Regions from separate parts of the Mus musculus genome. Here region 1 is linked to region 2. The links are chromatin loops, found by intact Hi-C in ENCODE. Cell type or tissue: left cerebral cortex. All regions are shown on one strand. Each heading gives the region's core, and the rest is flanking DNA. Links, peaks and the distances in the headings are about the cores only. Region 1 overlaps Abcg8 (ATP binding cassette subfamily G member 8). Region 2 overlaps Lrpprc (leucine-rich PPR-motif containing).

Evidence for each region. A loop is a pair of places that touch in the nucleus more often than their neighbours do. Peaks named below come from ENCODE experiments on the same cell type or tissue, not always from the same donor. Only the 100,000 strongest peaks of a DNase experiment are listed, where the experiment ranks them.
Region 1: it touches region 2 in a loop (2.2-fold over the local background); 4 of 42 quality-filtered maps call a loop at or near these places.

What each region holds. Positions count from the first base shown.
Region 1 is chr17:84,697,810-84,706,142 of GRCm38, reverse strand. Abcg8 (ATP binding cassette subfamily G member 8) reads right to left here. Exons shown (of 13, transcript NM_026180.3): 12 at 7,567-7,694; 13 at 5,810-7,481. The coding sequence ends at 7,344. Lrpprc (leucine-rich PPR-motif containing) reads left to right here. Exons shown (of 38, transcript NM_028233.2): 37 at 102-244; 38 at 671-896. The coding sequence ends at 727. Among named protein-coding and RNA genes, the nearest start is that of Abcg8, 19 kb to the right of the region's middle. In left cerebral cortex, for the core only: a CTCF peak has its summit at 7,212 (motif pointing left); DNase peaks (open chromatin) are centred at 4,654 and 7,206.
Region 2 is chr17:84,745,724-84,754,056 of GRCm38, reverse strand. Lrpprc (leucine-rich PPR-motif containing) reads left to right here. Exons shown (of 38, transcript NM_028233.2): 17 at 546-652; 18 at 866-943; 19 at 1,284-1,328; 20 at 1,635-1,748; 21 at 2,703-2,833; 22 at 3,464-3,549; 23 at 4,889-5,096. Among named protein-coding and RNA genes, the nearest start is that of Lrpprc, 41 kb to the left of the region's middle. In left cerebral cortex, for the core only: no CTCF peak of the experiment used is centred there; DNase peaks (open chromatin) are centred at 4,574, 5,459 and 6,624; H3K27ac peaks cover 262 bases.

The DNA.
Region 1 (8,333 bases), core at 313-8,312, 48 kb after region 2:
GTCTCAGATCCTGGAGCGCCTGGGCAGCAAAGGGTGCAAGGGAAAGAAGAGGGTCTCTTCACCTGCGAGTCATCTCTCTCCTCTGACTCCTTCTCCTTCAGCCTTAGACAAAGATGTGGCCTCGGCTAAAGCACTGTATGAGTATTTGACAGCCAAGAACTTGAAGCTAGATGACCTGTTTCTCAAGCGCTATGCAGCTTTGCTCAAGGATGTCGGCGAACCAGTCCCCTTCCCCGAGCCCCCTGTGAGTATTGTTAAGAGAGAGATGCCCCATGGGTTTATGTGTGCCTGAGTATACTCTATGACTAGGAGAGTGAAGAGAAAACAGGTTGAATAATTTCCAAGAAGTAGGTGTCTGAGGATCCGTGGGAGAGTGACCGTGGGCTGGGGTGGGGTGGCCTGGGGTGGACACAAGGTGTGTTACAGACCTTCAGCTGTGGCTTTATCAAACTTTCTCAGGCATTTTCTACATAAGGCCTGACTTAGCCCTGGTGCTCTAATGCAGAGCTTGAGGCTTTTGAACTTGGCATTTTGCAAACACAGAAGACTGCCCAGGCTGAAAGCTTGGGTACTCGGCTGCGGCCAAGCGGCAGGGACCCCGTGCTCACTGCTTTAAAGTCTGCATTCTGCTTGCTCGTAACTGTCATTTCTCTCTCTCTCTCCTTAACAGGAAAGCTTTGCATTTTATATAAAGCAACTAAAGGAAGCAAGGGAAAGCCCTTCATGAGAGAAGCAGCGCGGCTGTGTGTGTGTCTATGTGTGTGTGTGTCTGTGTGTGTGTCTGTGTGTGTGTCTGTGTGTGTGTGTCTATGTGTGTATATGCGCGCGCACATGCCTATGTCTAAATGTTATTTCTAAAATGTACTTGAGAGGAAAATAAACCAATGAAAATGTAAGTGTTTATGTATTTTTTTATATATAAAATACACCATTCACCACTGTATTGCCATAAGAATATAGATTTAGTCGCTGGGCCTTTTGCGGGGGTTGTTTATTTCCTTTTTTCTAAACATAAATTGATGACATTTTCTTTAAGGTCTCAGAGCGCCAAGGGTCCTTGCTGAAATGTAGTGGCTGGAGCGCCCCCTTTTTGGTTTCAGGGTTTTGTTTGTACAAGCTACTGTGATTCATAAGAGAATAGACTAAATGCTGGTTTGTAAATTTGAGAATAGACAGTAGTCCAGCATTATTCTAATGCTTGTTAGAGCCTACATGTAAGACTTTGAAGCAGATTTAAGATGGCGAAGTGACCAGCAGATGTTAGAAAGGCTTTTGTTGGGAATTACTCTTAAAGTAAGCAAGCAAAGTCCTTCATTCTAACAGTAGCCATCTTTCCAACCTCGTGAGCGTGCAGGTGTACGTTCATGGACCAAAGGCCAATATCATTTAAATGAGAATTTCTCTGAATAAAGTATATTTTAGTACTTGTGAACTGCCAATTTTAAAGATCCTATCAAATATTTATATGATGGCTTGAAGCCATCTCAAAGACCCGTAGTCTTGAATTTTTAGTAGAAGTGTGGAGATGTCCGGCTTGATGTGAAGAGCCAGTGAGTGAGTTAGCTGTTTGCTGTGCTAAACTGGGTCTCTGAGGAGCAAAGTTGCCAGGAATTGAGAAGTAGATCTAGGTGTGGTGGCACACACATTCAGTCCCAGCACCAGAGGCTGAGGCAGGAAGAAGATCTCTGAGTTCAAAGCCAACCTGATTTACATATTTAGTTCTAGAACTCTTGTCTCAGGCAGAAACAATTGAGTTCAGATGTGTTGACACTCCAAGGGGAGGAGCATCTTTTACACACTGCAGAGATGGTCACAGAATTCAGAAGCACTCGGCCATCAGTATTACCTGTCCAAGGCTCCCATGGCTGCATGCATCTCTCATTACCTTCTGAACAGATTGTGAACTCTGGCTCTTGGTCCCATAGTCCCACAGACCCGCAGCATCACATCAAATTGAATCAGGTATATTGAGTTCCATGGCTCCTAAGCACTGATTACCATACCAGGCACCCCTCTTGCCTGATTATCAGGATAAGAAAACCTAAGTCAGTTTGCGTAGGTTTGCAGCAATAAGTCAGATATAAGCTAGGGCTTCCTAAAAAGTCTTTTTCTTGAGCTGGAGAGATGGCTCAGTGGTTAAAAGAACTTGTTGCTCTTGCAAAGGACCTGGGTTCAGTTCCCACCCAGCACCCATATGACTGCTTACAACATTCTGTGTGTGTAACTCGACTTCCAGAGTGTCCAGTTATGGTCTCCTTGGACACCGCATGCACATGCGTGTTAAGCGCACATATATGCATTTAAATGCAGGCAAAAACGAAGGTAAAATAAAAATGTGTTTTTCAAAGTCTTTCCCACTGGGCATAGTTGTAGATGCCTTTAATCCCAGCATTTGAGAAACAGAGGCAGGTAGGTGTTGAATTCAAGGCCAACCATGACCATACAGACCCTGTCTCAAAAAAAAAAAAAAAAAAGAAAGAAAAAAGTAACCATGAGAATACAAAACTAAGGCAGTCCAATTAAAAGTCTAAAACAACAAAACACCCTTCACACTGATACAGTGTTACCAGTTTCTGGACATCTTACACTGAAAAACGTTTTTTTCTTCTATTTAATCCAATAGCCAGTGCTTGGTATAATCAAATTTATGAGTCGCAGCAAATTATAGACAAGCTTTATGTTGCAAATCACTTTCTGGTATAATCACGCCTGCAGTCCACAGTGCATGCATTCTGCACACCTCCCTCATGGCTTTCAGCACAATTTTCATTTAATATTTGCCTCTCTGAAAAAAATATTTGTAGAATTTCTAAGCAAAAGCAACATTTCTTCAAGTGTGGTGGAACTGATAACCACAGGAGGTCCAAAATCACGGTAATTTATCGCTTTGCTGTTGTACAATCATGCGTGGGAGTGTTTCCATTAGAAATGTATCCTGCTTTCAGGCCAGCAGACTTTACAAAGCCCACATTATACAGCCTGAGTACAAATAGAGAACGTGGCTGCATTAGCAGAGTGAAAGCAGCCAGTTCTCTTTTGCATACGGATTAGAAACAGCAGCCCCAGGTAAGACAGACTCCAGACTTCCTGCTCTTGCAAGCTGCTTTGCACAGTCGCTGGAGCTGAAATCCATCTGTAGCATCTTCACTGACCCTGCCCGGGCAGCCACTGGAGACCATTCTTGGCCTGTTTATTCTTTCCAAAGCCCCGGGGTTCTTCTAATGTTCTGCAGACCTACCTGGTGGGTTCACAGTGGGCCTCATGGGGTGAGCCCCATGGATTTCAGGCCGTGCTTCCTTGCAAGCTCTGTTTACGAAATGCCTGGTTTGTGCACACTGGACAGTTCCCCTCCATGTGCTATTCTTTGGTCCCCAAAATGTAGCTCAGTTGGGAGGGTGGATCTGAGGCCCAAGGAGTCCTCCAAAACAAAAAGCTTTGTCAGTGAGGCCAGCTGATCATGATGTGAAATCTGTAAGTTGATGACCTCAGATACTTGTCACTGTTGGCGACCTTTCAACTGTGTTCTGAAGTCAGACCTAGCACATTAGAGATTCTGTGCTGCAGTAATGAAGTTAACAGAAGAAAAGAAGAGAAAATAAGGCTTCCCTTTTCTAGCAAGGAACAGCAGAGCTGTTTTTCAGTTTGGAGAAACAACACTTCAACTCTACAAACAGACAAGGCTGTCATATACAATAAACAAGCAGGTCACCTAGCCAGTGGACAGCAGGCAAGTGCTGAGAAAGCCTAACCCACTTCCTGAACGCTTCTCTTTCATTCCGAGCTGGAAGCCCCACACACTGCTGTACCACTCTCTGTACCAGCCTGCCCTCCCTAACACGGACACTGAACGTTGCTCTGGACCATGGCTGGCAATATTTGTTTTAGGTTTGGGTGTTGGGGCTTGAGCCTCAGGCTTTTGATTTAATTACCTCTTCTGCCACCAAGCTCTTTACCCTAGCTGTTCACAGGAACCGTCCTAGATGACCAGTTTATCAAACACAAGTGACATCGGAGGTAAGATGGGAGCCGACATAAGGACATTTTCAGGCACGCACACTGAACTGTTGTCCAAATAACTTATATCTGCAGCAAAATACCCAAGGGCTTGCTTCCTTTGCAGCCGGCTCCTCCCGGTGCCTCATGGCTGGTGTGCCCTAAGGAAGCTGCTCCCCTGTGCCAGGCCACGATTTTCTGCTAAGTAATTTGAGTGTTGGAAGGACCCTTGGATTTGACATACTTTCAGTATGTTCTCTGTATGTAGTTTAATCTACATTAAAAAAAAAAAAAAAAAAGCAGGATATCTACCCCTGTAGACAGGTCAACCCAGGGAAAGATTATTTTAAGTATCTTTAAGAGCAAGAGCGGTTTTAAAAAATTACAAAAACATAGATGATTATTTTCAGTTTAATTGTTAGTTCCCCATCAATAGTGTAACTTGAATTTGGAAAGTTTACAGTGTACATTTTATAACTTCCTCTTTGGATTAAGAGTCTGCAAGCTGCAGCCTCAGGCCAAGTCTAGGAGCTATGTGCTTCTATAAGCTGTTTTACTGAAACACACCCACATCTTCCACATTCTACTGTGGTTGCAACAGTTCACATCAGCACAGCCTACTGGCAGGCTATATGGCTATCAAAGCCTAAAATATCCTTAGCAGAAAAAATTTACAACCCACAAGAAAAATCTGCCCCTTTGCAATGAAGATAAGGGGCACTGGATAGTACTGGATGTTCCTAGCACCCCGGCCTTTCTCTTCCCGGGCCTTGTGTGCCCTGGAGAACATTGGAGTTAGAGCCTAGGATGCATCAACACCAGCTATGATGCACTCAGACAGGATGGAGGACTCCTGCTCTGTGGGCAAGCCTGAGTTTCAGCATCTTTGGTGCTCTGAGTTCTGGGTACCACAGCATACTGAGTGACAAGCTTACAAAGTCAGATGACTGCTTTCTGCTTCTTCTACACTTCTCCATCCAGGCCTAAAGACAGTGGGTTACCAAAACAGAGCTGGGACCTGGGGAGGGGCTGCAGAACAGACTGGAGGCTCTGCAGATAGAGTCATGCATGGGGAATGAACCAAAGGGAGAGTACAAACAGGACTCATCAGAAGAGGGATGGACACAGAAACCAGGTGTCTCCCATGCACAGACTGGGGAAGCTGTTAAAGCGAGTGCTGGATGAACTAGAGTATGAACACGAACACATACGCAGTTAAGACTGAGTACACACATGCACATTTGCACACGTGTTCACTCACTGCCCACTGAGAGTCCGGAAGTAGCGATGCACAGCAGCCGAGCAGACTCATTCACTTCTGGGCTCCTATCTATCTTTCCCCACTAAAAAGTCAGGTTTCTACAGAGAAGCATCCAACCCCAGGGCTGAGCTTGGAAAATTCAAGATGATCCCTGATCCTCAAATACTTTGTTTTGTTAGAGTTCCCAGTGACTGAAAGGAACATGATTAAGAAGATACATCCAGGCGGTGGTGGCGCACGCCTTTAATCCCAGCACTTGGGAGGCAGAGGCAGGCGGATTTCTGAGTTTGAGGCCAGCCTGATCTACAGAGTGAGTTCCAGCATAGCCAAGGATACACAGAGAAACCCTGTCTCGAAAAAAAGCCAAAAAAAAAAAAAAAAAAAAAAAAAAAAAGATGTAGAAGCCAACTTGAGTATTTCACGGGCTAAATCAGGGACAATCTGAGTACTCAAACTAACAATGGCAATGGATTACAGCTTGCTAAAATAAAATGGGACTCCACGAGTATATAATTTATTGCATAGGAAGAATGAACAAGCCATGGTCTCCAGGCATGGTATCCAAAAGCTTTATTAATTATGAAAAGAGGGAACCGAGGAACGTGGAGGGGTCCAGCAGACGTGCCTTCTGTCAGGCAATCAGAGTCAACAGCACGCAGCAACTGGGAGCCAACCGTGTGCCGCCTGATGGGACACACTAGGGAAAAACCAATTTCATTCCTGGATATTCTGACCCAGCCAGGATTTAACTGAGAAATGCCCCCAGATAAATCCAAATTAAAAGCTACCCTATAAAGCCAGCGGGCACTGAAGAGCTAGCTCTTCCAAACTGAAAGAAGCAATCGGAGGGTGCTTTTGACTCTGCTCTGCATGAGGGCCCTGTGGCTCTTGTGTGACATCTATGCAATGGATGGTGGCAACAGGGCTGTGTGGACTCCCTGAGGCCAGTGGATGCTGTGGAGCTGCTGCTCACACTGGGGTCTGAACACAGGATGCTGAGTCCACGGATCTGGGCAGGCCTGGGATTTTGCCTACCTCATCAGCATTCACTGACGTCATGGACCAATCAGGACCTGGAGAACCAGTGGAGAACACCTCTCCTGGCCTCAAACACTCTCCCCGCTGGTTCTTTTCATTCCAGACGAGTTTTCCTCTGGGAGCAAGCCCCTCCCAGCTCCATGCTTTGGGTCGGGGGCCCGGGGTGGGGGGCCAGGGGTGGGGGTGGGGTTCCTTGACACAGGCATGAAGCACGCAATCTGGATGTGCAGCAAGCAGCGCATCTCTGGCCACTGTGAAAGCCGATCCTGAGCCCTGGCTAGGGGGATGCAACTCTGAGGCCTGGCTGAGCTCACACAGACTCTGCAAACTGTTTCTAGAGGCATCTCGGGCCTGGCGTTTTGCTCTGTAACGCCCAAGGGTCTTTTTGATTCCATCACAAAACACTTTGTAAGCTGAGACAACTGGATTTGTCTTTGCCACCGTGTCCTCACCGAAATAACAGGATGCTGCTCACATCAGTGGGTTGCTCCAAGAATAAATGACAATAGCCACACATCATATTTTATACCGTACCCGTTGATTAAATGCTCAATTAACTCTCAGCTGTCCAACTTTGGGGGTTGGAGTCCATGAATCCACGCAGAGATAAGCGAAAAACATTTTGCTAGTTTGTTTTAGGTCGCCCTTTGTATTGGGAGTGGCTTAACAGTGTGAGAATGGTAGAAGAGAAAGTTAAACACTTTGCTATAAACCACTATCCTCTCAGGATTCCAGAAATTTCTGCATAGCCTAGCTACTCAATTCATATATAATTGGTTCCCATTCCATACTGGGTTGTTTATTTAAAGATATAAAATGCATGAGCAACGTACCTGGTTTCTCTCTCTCCCATCACAAGCCTGGGCCTGGGAGCAGAAACACCTCTCAACTGTCTTTATTCTACTGCCATCCTGTGGCTGACCTGTGCCACTGCAGCACTAAGAGGTGGCTGCTGCCTGAGAGATCTGTGTGAGCCTTGTCCCCAGTCCGGCTCCTCCTGGGGTGGCCAGCCCCGGGAAAAGGGTCCCGCCAGTGAGAGCAAGGCTGAGTATCACCAGTCTTGAATTGACTTCTGTTTGATGAGCTTCAAGGATAGATAGTACAGGAACAGGAAGCCGTAGCTGATGCCGATGACAATGAGGTAGATCGCATAGAGTGGATGCGAGTTCAGGTCCATGGCACTGATCATCTGCGGACAGACATTTGGTGAGCGCCCAAGGACGCTGTCCCCACAGTAGCACTTGAATTTAGAACTCCCAGCCTTCGCTACGTACCGTGTCTCCGAGGATGGAGAAGGTGAAGTTGCCGATTTGTGTGGTGTAAAGGTGTCCATTAAATTGAATCTGCATCAGCCCCGAGAAGCACCACCGGAGGAACGACAGCTTGGAGATCCATGCAGGCACTGAAGACAGCAAGAGCTATGTTACTTACACGGTCTCTGCTCCTCTGGAGAGAGGACTCATGCTAGCTGTGGCCGGAAGAGTCCTCTAAGGACCAAGGAGCAAAAGAGACAAGGAGTAACAGCTGTGACTGGGGACCTATGCTGAGAGGGCCAAGAACAAGGGACCTACATGTTGGATTGCTACTTACTCTGGACAGTCATTTCATTATATGCTGCATATGCCCAGCTTCACAGGATACACCACACCAGAGACCCTGGCCCTGGGGAGCACTCTGCTGGAAGAGGAGGACCCTGACCCCGGGGAGCACTCTGCTGGGAGAGGAGGACTCTGACCCTGGGGAGCATTCTGCTGGAAGAGGAGGACCCTGGCCCCAGGGAGCACTCTGTTGGGAGAGGAGAAAGCTGCAAATGTCAGATGTCAGCAAAGGCTGGCTGAGGAGAGGGTATCAAAGCCGGGAAACGGTGTATACAGAAAACAGCCTAGTGGGCTCCACAGTGAGAAGGTACTGGAAGCTTTACAAGAGCTGGGGACTGGGGGGCATTGGGAACTAGCAGCTCTGAGAGGCTTTGAACAAGAGCTTGTTCCCGAGAAAGCTTGATCTGCATAGGTGAACATTGCAAAGGCCACCGAGAGACCAG
Region 2 (8,333 bases), core at 268-8,267:
TGACTTTTACGCTTGAATGCATAAGAAAATTACTGTTGTTACAAAACATCTTTGTTAATCTTGGTTTTTCATTGGCTAATAGGCAGCTCTCCATGGGATTACTATATCTGCTCATTAACACTATTTTAATTTTGTATGCTCAGTATTTATCAGTCATTTCTAATTTTCAAAATATTATCCACAAAAAATTAGTATAGAACTGTGTGAGGACATTTATTTACACTCACTACGTGTGCTTTGGACAGGGGAGGGTGAGACCTGGGCAGGACCACTTCTGTCACAGAGCAGTTGAGAGAATAGATTGAAGAAAGATTCAGTGCTGAGAAGCTGTCACTCGGTCTGAACATAATTAATATTCCTTTCACTCAGCAGTTAGAGATGCGCTCCCACACCACAGTCTCTATGCCTCAGTGATCACTGTTGCCACCTCAGAGCCTCTCATCAGGGTGACATCGCATACCAGAGTGATTTCTTATAAATTAATCTTGATAACATGACAGTCTCGGTAATTTTAGTGGAATGCTTTCTCTTGTTTTTTTCCACAGAAGCTGTTGGCTATTTTCTTTATAACTTGATTGACAGCATGAGTGACTCAGAGGTACAGGCCAAGGAGGAGCGTTTGAGACAATACTTCCATCAGCTGCAGGAGATGGTACCATTTCATTTTTGCTACATACTGCCTGTCTTGCCTGACATGTATCTATTAGGTTTCAAATGCTGCTTTTAAGTACACCCGGACTGCTTCTCAATGACACTCGAGAGTTAGAGACTTAAATTATGTCTGAGGTAATCTCTGTTAGAGAAATTTCAGGTTGGTTGTCTCAAACTCAGCGTTTTCTTTACCCCCTCCCTTTCCTTCCCACAGAATGTTAAAGTTCCTGAAAACATCTACAAAGGCATTTGTAATTTGCTGAATACCTACCATGTTCCTGAATTGATTAAGGTGTGTGGGTGTAATCCATCAAACTTTATTAATTGCTTCATTTATATGTAGAGACTTTTTTAAATGTTACTTAAATTTAACTTGAAGGGTCAAAATTTTTCTGTTCAAAAAACAACCATAAAAATAAAGCTTTTATTGATTGCTGGTAGAAACTGTTTATATATTAAAGGGTACATCTAAAACATTACAGTGATTAATGCAATATGAATAGGATTCCTGCAAAAATTTAGAAAGGTAGCATTAAAGTGAGGTGGGGGCTTGTAAAATTTGCCTTTAATATTCACTAACATATTTTCCCCTATTTTTTCTAATTCTGTACTAATTTGATTCCCAATTTTAGGATATTAAGGTTCTGGTTGACAGAGAGAAGGTAGATTCTCAAAAAGTAAGTAGTATCTGACTTTGTTGGTTTTTTTTTTTTTTCACTGCTTCTAATGAGAATTCTAAATAGTGTCCCTGCAAGGGATCTTGTCTGTCTCTGAGATGGTAAATCTATTCGCCATCCCAGAAGAACATGAACATCTAGGATGATCTAGGAGAGAGTTGTGAACTCCCCCCCTCTGCAGACCTGAGATTAATATTTAATATCCCTTGGGGCATTTATGACAGAGAGAGAAGCAAGGCACTCCCAGGGCTGAGTGATAAGGGCTGTATTTCCTTTCCGTAGTAAACTTTTGTTCTTCCCATGTAGACTTCTCAAGTTACCTCATCTGATTTGGAATCAACACTTGAGAAACTCAAAGCTGAAGGCCAACCTGTAGGATCTGCCCTGAAGCAGCTCCTGCTGCTGCTCTGCTCAGAGGAGGTAACCCTGACAGTCCTTTCCTTTTCACGCGTGCGTGCTTTCGCGTGCTTTCGGGGTGAGACACTCTATAGACCACAGTAAGTCAAACCAAGTATAATGTTTATGAATTTTACACTTTATTATTATGTGTCATGCTTGAGAACGGTTCAATTAAATGAAAGGCTAACTAATTTCAGCGACACCTTGAATGACATGTTTTCAGGTTGCTGTAGTTTTGTTTATGATAATCTGCAAAGTGAATGATAGTAACAGCGTGATAGGTTTATCATACATGCCAAGTGTCCTTTCAAGCCATGGCTCCGGTCTCTCATATCCAGATTGTCAAGCAACTGATCCATGCTGGAGTCATTTGCAAGTCAAATACAACACGCTTGTTAATGCAGGGATTGAAATTCCATTTCCTGCTAGGAAAAAGCTTTCTGAGATAAAGGGTCCCTTGCCTTCTCCAGCAGGCCTGCAGCTGCCCCTTGTGTTCGTGTTAGTGTGTCTGCAGTTTGTTCTGTATCACTACACTTGGGAGTTTCTGCTTGAATAGGATTGTTCACATGCCTGTGAATGTTTAGGGGAGAAGTGTACTGTGACTACACTTTGAGATGACGTCATGGCCCTGTTACATCCCAACCAGGTTTCGTCACATTGCTTGTATTCTGAACTATCTGAGGGGCTTTTCAGTTCTGTAGATTTCTACCTCTGGAAATTAGACTGCTAGAGAAGACTTGGAAAATAGTGTAATAGTCTAATTTTAAATTACAGATAAGAAATCTTTTAAGCCCTGCATATATATATAAAAACTGGCTTGCACATGCACACCCTTAGGGGCAGAAATAAGAGTATGAAACCATTTTTTTTTTTTCAAAATACTGTCAACTTTTTTAAAACTCTGAACAACACAACAAAAAAATCATGGTATTTTACCTTTTTTTTCTCTCTTTTCACTAAATCCTTTTATTGTAGAATATGCAAAAGGCCCTTGAGGTGAAAGCAAAATATGAGTCAGACATGGTTATTGGTGGCTATGCAGCATTAATAAATTTGTGCTGTCGACATGATAATGCAGAAGATGCGTGGAACTTGAAACAAGAAGTGTAAGTGCCTTGCAACTGGAATAAACCAGCAGATGTATAAAGTGCCCTGATGCACTGAATGGATTGAAGATTGCTCTTACATTCTTGTAAAAGTTCTTTTGTTTTCAGTGTTTGTTTAAGTCCCATGCTGGAAGGGCTCCTTGGTTACTGATGTCATACTTCCTGCAGGGCCTTTTCAGTTTAGTAGAACATTCTAGTTCCCAAGCCACGGCATGCGGCAGCGGCTTCCAGTGAGCTGCGGCCCGTCCGTTCCCTTGCCCTGTAGTGCTGCACACAGTCCTGTCTACCTCCAGGCAGCTTGCGTTTCTTTACTACCAGATTCTAACATGGAGATAAGTAAGTGTAGGTATTTGGGTGGTCACAGTGAAGGCTAGAACATGAAAAGACCTGTAAAGACAAAGTGTGTCTTCAGTATCTTCCTGTGCAGCCAGGCAGTGTGTGCTTCTGCAGTCCTCCTTATGCATTCATGACTGTAAATAACTTCGAATTGATACATGGTTTCAGACACGTTATGTGTCAAGGCGGGTATCGCAATGCAGACTGTTTGGTTAGTTTTTGGAAAGTGATCAATTGACTATGACTGTCGTTTTTATAGTTAATTGACTCCCATAACTCTGGCTTATTTTATAGTGACCGCTTAGATGCTTCGGCTATTCTTGACACTGCCAAGTACGTAGCCCTTGTAAAAGTACTGGGAAAGCACAGCAGACTCCAAGGTAAGCCCCAGGACATGGGGGAACTCTGCGATGCCAGTCCTTACCCTGGATTCACACGTGAATTGATATTAATGGCTATCATGCTCTACAAAGTGCTTGAACACTTTGCATACAAATTTGCATGTGAATCCGAGCAGCGACTGCATGGGCAGTGCAGGCCATTAGTTTTAATGGATAGGCAGGCTTGTCATTTACTTTTGCACAGCTCAGTGCCTTTTGCATTTCTGCAGCTAGTTTTTATTAGCATTGCTGTTTGGACTGAGTTTGAAGATCATGACTTATGGCACAGTTTGCTTATGTGCCTGCACTAATGGCTTTGTTTTTGCTTAAAAAGATCTGAAGGCTGAACCTAAAACCTGCAAACACAACCTGATAGATATGGACCTGAACTGCCGAGTTTTGCCTTAACCTTTAGTAACAGTAACAAGATGGATATTTTAGTTGAAAAGCGAATTTGATTACATGGATGATTTACATGCTCTAATTTCCTCGTTGGAAAATTGCTAACCCTAATAATCTAATTAATTGCACTTGCTATGCAGTCTTCCTGTTGCTAGTTCTTGGTCCTCTTAGCCTGGTACCAGAACTTGGTCCTTACATTTCCTCTCTTTTATTTTCAGAAGAGACGGAATGGGAGCTTTTTTTGATTTGAATGTTGACATTTTTCCTAGGAAGTCTTTCTAACACAAATTAGTCTGCTTTTTAAAATTAGTTTTTGTAAAGTGGTCAAAACATTTTGTCTGTATAATAATTGAGAAGAAACATTATAAAAGTGCACTTATTCCATATTCTAAACTGTTTGTTTGTACCTTCCTAATGAAGCTTAATGAATCTAATGTATTAGTATGCAGTCTTTTGGAAAGCTTTCATTGGCTCTGCTTGGCTAATTAGTATCGACATAGCAAACAGGCCGTATCGGTATCAGACCATTAGTCTGGCTGAAGATACAGTGTAAACACATCTTTATTATCTGGCCTCCTGACAAGCCATCTGCCGAAGAAACAATGGTGTGATTTAGCAGATGTTAGCTCTGAACGATAAAAGCATCCATTTAGCAGGATCTTACAGCTACAGGGCAGACCATGCAGGGCTGCGTGGTGCAGAGTGGGCACACGGTCCCTATCTGTAATTTGTAGTCAAAGTTGCAGGGAAATGATAAAACCATGCTATTGTGGATTTATAATTGTAGTCTCGTTTAGAAATGCAAGTAGTAATTAACTCGAAATCGGCATTATACACTAGAATTTACATTCCTGCTGGGCTCGAAATGCTGGTCTAATAGCAGTTTGTTTTCCCTATGTGAAATTACCTAAGGGTCTTTTGTGTTACTTCATTGTAGATGCTATTAACATTCTAAAGGAGATGAAAGAGAAGGATGTTGTTATCAAAGATGCAACAGTCTTGTCCTTTTTCCACATCCTCAATGGTGCAGCTTTAAGAGGTGAAATTGAAACAGTAAAACAGCTGCATGAAGCCATCGTGACTCTTGGGTTGGCAAAGCCGTCCAGCAACATAAGCTTCCCGTTGGTCACTGTGCACCTGGAAAAGTAAGCTCATTGCACTTTGGATTTGGGATGTCTGGGCCTTTGCTCTGCAAATACTCTGGTGATTAGAACCCTTGACTCATTTGTTGATGTAGAAGGAAACCGAGGTAGACTAGGAATCCCTTTAGACACCAGCAGCCCAGCGGCTGTCTTTTACCTGTCAGTGGAGGTCTCTAGTGACTCTTGTTGTTTAAAGAGCGTATAATGGTATTATATGAAATTGTATCTGTGGTCGGGTGTGGTGGTACACACCTATAATCCCAGCACTCTGGAGGTTGAGGCTGGAGGCTGATAGCAAGTTCAGACCCGTCCGAGTTGTGTAGTGAGTTCTAGGCCAGCCTTAGCTACAAAGCAACGCCTTAACTCCAAAAACTAAAAACAAGCCAGACATGGTGGTGCATGCCTTTAATCCTAGCACATGGGAGGTAGGAGGCAGAGGCTGGCACATTTCCGAGTCCTGGGCCAGCCAGGGCTATAGTGTGAGAACTCTAAAGAAATGAATACATAAATACAAAGTTTCCTCTAACCTTTGAGTCTGATAAGTGCTGGTTATTAATGACTATAATAAACTAAGATCCTCTGGAAGGCTTTCTCCTTATACCGTGTGGTTGTTATCCAGGGAATAAACAGAGACCTCTCCTGGCATTCCTCCTCTGTTTGCTCGGTAACCACACGTACCAGGATACGAGTCCATCTCTGAGAAGTGTTTCTCTTTATGGGAAATGAATTTTGTTGAAAAGGCAAGATTTTCTGAGATTGGAATTTTTTTCCTTTGCAAATGCCCTTGTTGGTTGGTGCCCAGTTTAAGGCGTTACTTGCAGAGCAAGTCAGTGTTTCTTCTAACAAGGAGAAAGAGCTATAAGGTTGGCCAAGCACCCTTCCTTTCCTTCCTTTCCTTCTAGATTTGTTTGAATTTCCTACTCCTTGCCTGTGTGTCATTTATTCCCTGGCTGAATATAGTTTATAATCTGCTTGTTTTGTGATTAGGATTTCCTAATTTTTCTGTAGTATTGTCCTATCAGTGTTAGAGCAAAAATGACTTTTTATCTTTTAATTGTTCTCATTGCCTGTCATCATCTCTGTTAGTTTTAGTATTATTAGCTAGTATCGTGACTATATATGATAATGATAGTGTTGGGTTTAAAATAGGGAACTGAAAATATCTTTTCTAACTAGTTTCCCATTAGAAAAAAAAAAGAAAGAAAGAAAATGTATATTTGTACATTGGACCTGCACACACCCAAAAGAATTGCTTGGCCATCTGCTCATAGGCGTCCTCAGGCTAATGCTGTACAGACCTTCACTTCACCTGTCGGGCGCATTCAAACAATTGCTGCTACTGAGTTCTCCAACTCACAGCAACTTTAAATAGAAATCCTATAATTAATATGCTTCCTAGTGGATTTTCTTGATTGTTTAAAAGGCCCATCTCTGCAAATTGCTTGTGGAACTCTACACGGGGATTTGAAAGAAATGGGCCCAGTGCCCAGAAGAGTTAGGCCCTCCTACACCACTGGGCAAAACCGAGTAACTAACAAAGAAATGAGGCCATGGTAGAAAAGTATCTTATAGACAGGGCCACTTTGAAGGCAGAGGAGACGTGAACGGTTTCCAAAGAGGTCTGCAGACGGGGCTCCCAAACCAAGGGGCAGTGTTGGGGTTGGCACTTGCTCACAGCCATCAGGTGCTTGTCTCTGCCTCGTTTGGCTGTCTTTGGGGAACTCTAAGTCAGGACCTTTTTTAAATGGCACCGTTGGTCCCGATACTTACAGGAGTCATCCCCTTCTGTGTTCACTTGTGGGAGGTTTTGTTTGGGTATTATTCTGCTCCTCTCTCTCTCTCTCTCTCTCTCTCTCTCTCTCTCTCTCTCTCTCTCTCTCTCTGTGTGTGTGTGTGTGTGTGTTTACAGAGACAGTCTCCCTGACAAGGTCTTTCTGTTTGATCTGTCATACCAAAACCATTATGTTGACTGCCCTAGATTTGTGAAAATAATAAAAATGAAACAAAGGAAGCATCATATTTAAAATGCTACCCCCACTGTCCTTCCCCCCCCCCCCCAAAAAAAAAAGGAAAAAGGAAAAAAATTCTCTGGTAGCATTTCATCAGGAAAAACTGGGATAAAATACTGACTTGGAAACTTTAGTTGAATTATGTTTTGCCTGACTGATAGAAGAAACCTAACTAACTCAGAATCATGACAAGTGCAGGATTAACTATGCCGAGCCTCCCAGACAACCACAACTGTCTGATTTGATTCCATAGCATTCACTTTTTAGTAATATCACAGAATTAACTCTGCAGGTTATGAGCTCATCTGCAAAATGAGCCTTTATTCACACTCGGGATAAAATTATGAAAACAATTTCAGCACATCATTTTAAAGATCTTCCTTGTTTCATTTAAAGGCCAATGTCTTTCCAGGATGTCACTGCAAAAGACTAAAGGGAACATCATTTTCATATTACAGTTCTGACGCAAGTCGTCAAGGGTCTGTCAACTTGCATGTTGAACTGACTTTAAATATTTGAATAAAACCCAGAGGAAACAATAGTATGTTAGTTTATGTTATTTGTGTACTGTAAAAGTGCTTTGTGGTTTTAGAAATAATACATTTTGTTAATATGCATTTGTCAAGGGAGACCATAGGTTTATGTAATTATAAAGCATTTGGTAAACTAACCTGCTTTTATATTACCCACATGATAATGTTAATGTTGACCAGAAAGGAAACGGGGCTCAATTGCTCGTGTGCTTCCTTCTTACTGTTGCAATCTGTAAGCCTTTATCTATATATAGTCCAATTGAATACTCCTGTAAATGTTTTGTGTTTTATTGTGAATTTTATATATTTTATTACACTCCTTCTTGACTTAGGGAGATGACAGAGGTCCGCTGTTATTAAAGGGAAAGGAACTTGTTTTAAATGAGTTAAAACAGTGTCTGTGTAGTCTTCCCGCTATAGTAAACGAAATGAAGAAGAGTGTGAGGTGCCTGCTCAGATCCTCCTGTGTCACACCAGCCGTTGGTTTTGTTGCGTGTGTAAAAGTGTCTGAGGCCGTTGCACTGGATTCTATGGGGACGGATGACTAAAGTGCTGTGATTTCAGCTTTCCATTAAGGAGTTTTTGTGTGTGCTGATTTGCGCTATAATCTAGAGATGAACAGATATTGTTTACTTCTCTTCCCAGAGCTTTTGCTAAGTTAATGTTGAGTTCTTCATAAATGTCAGAATCTCCCTAAG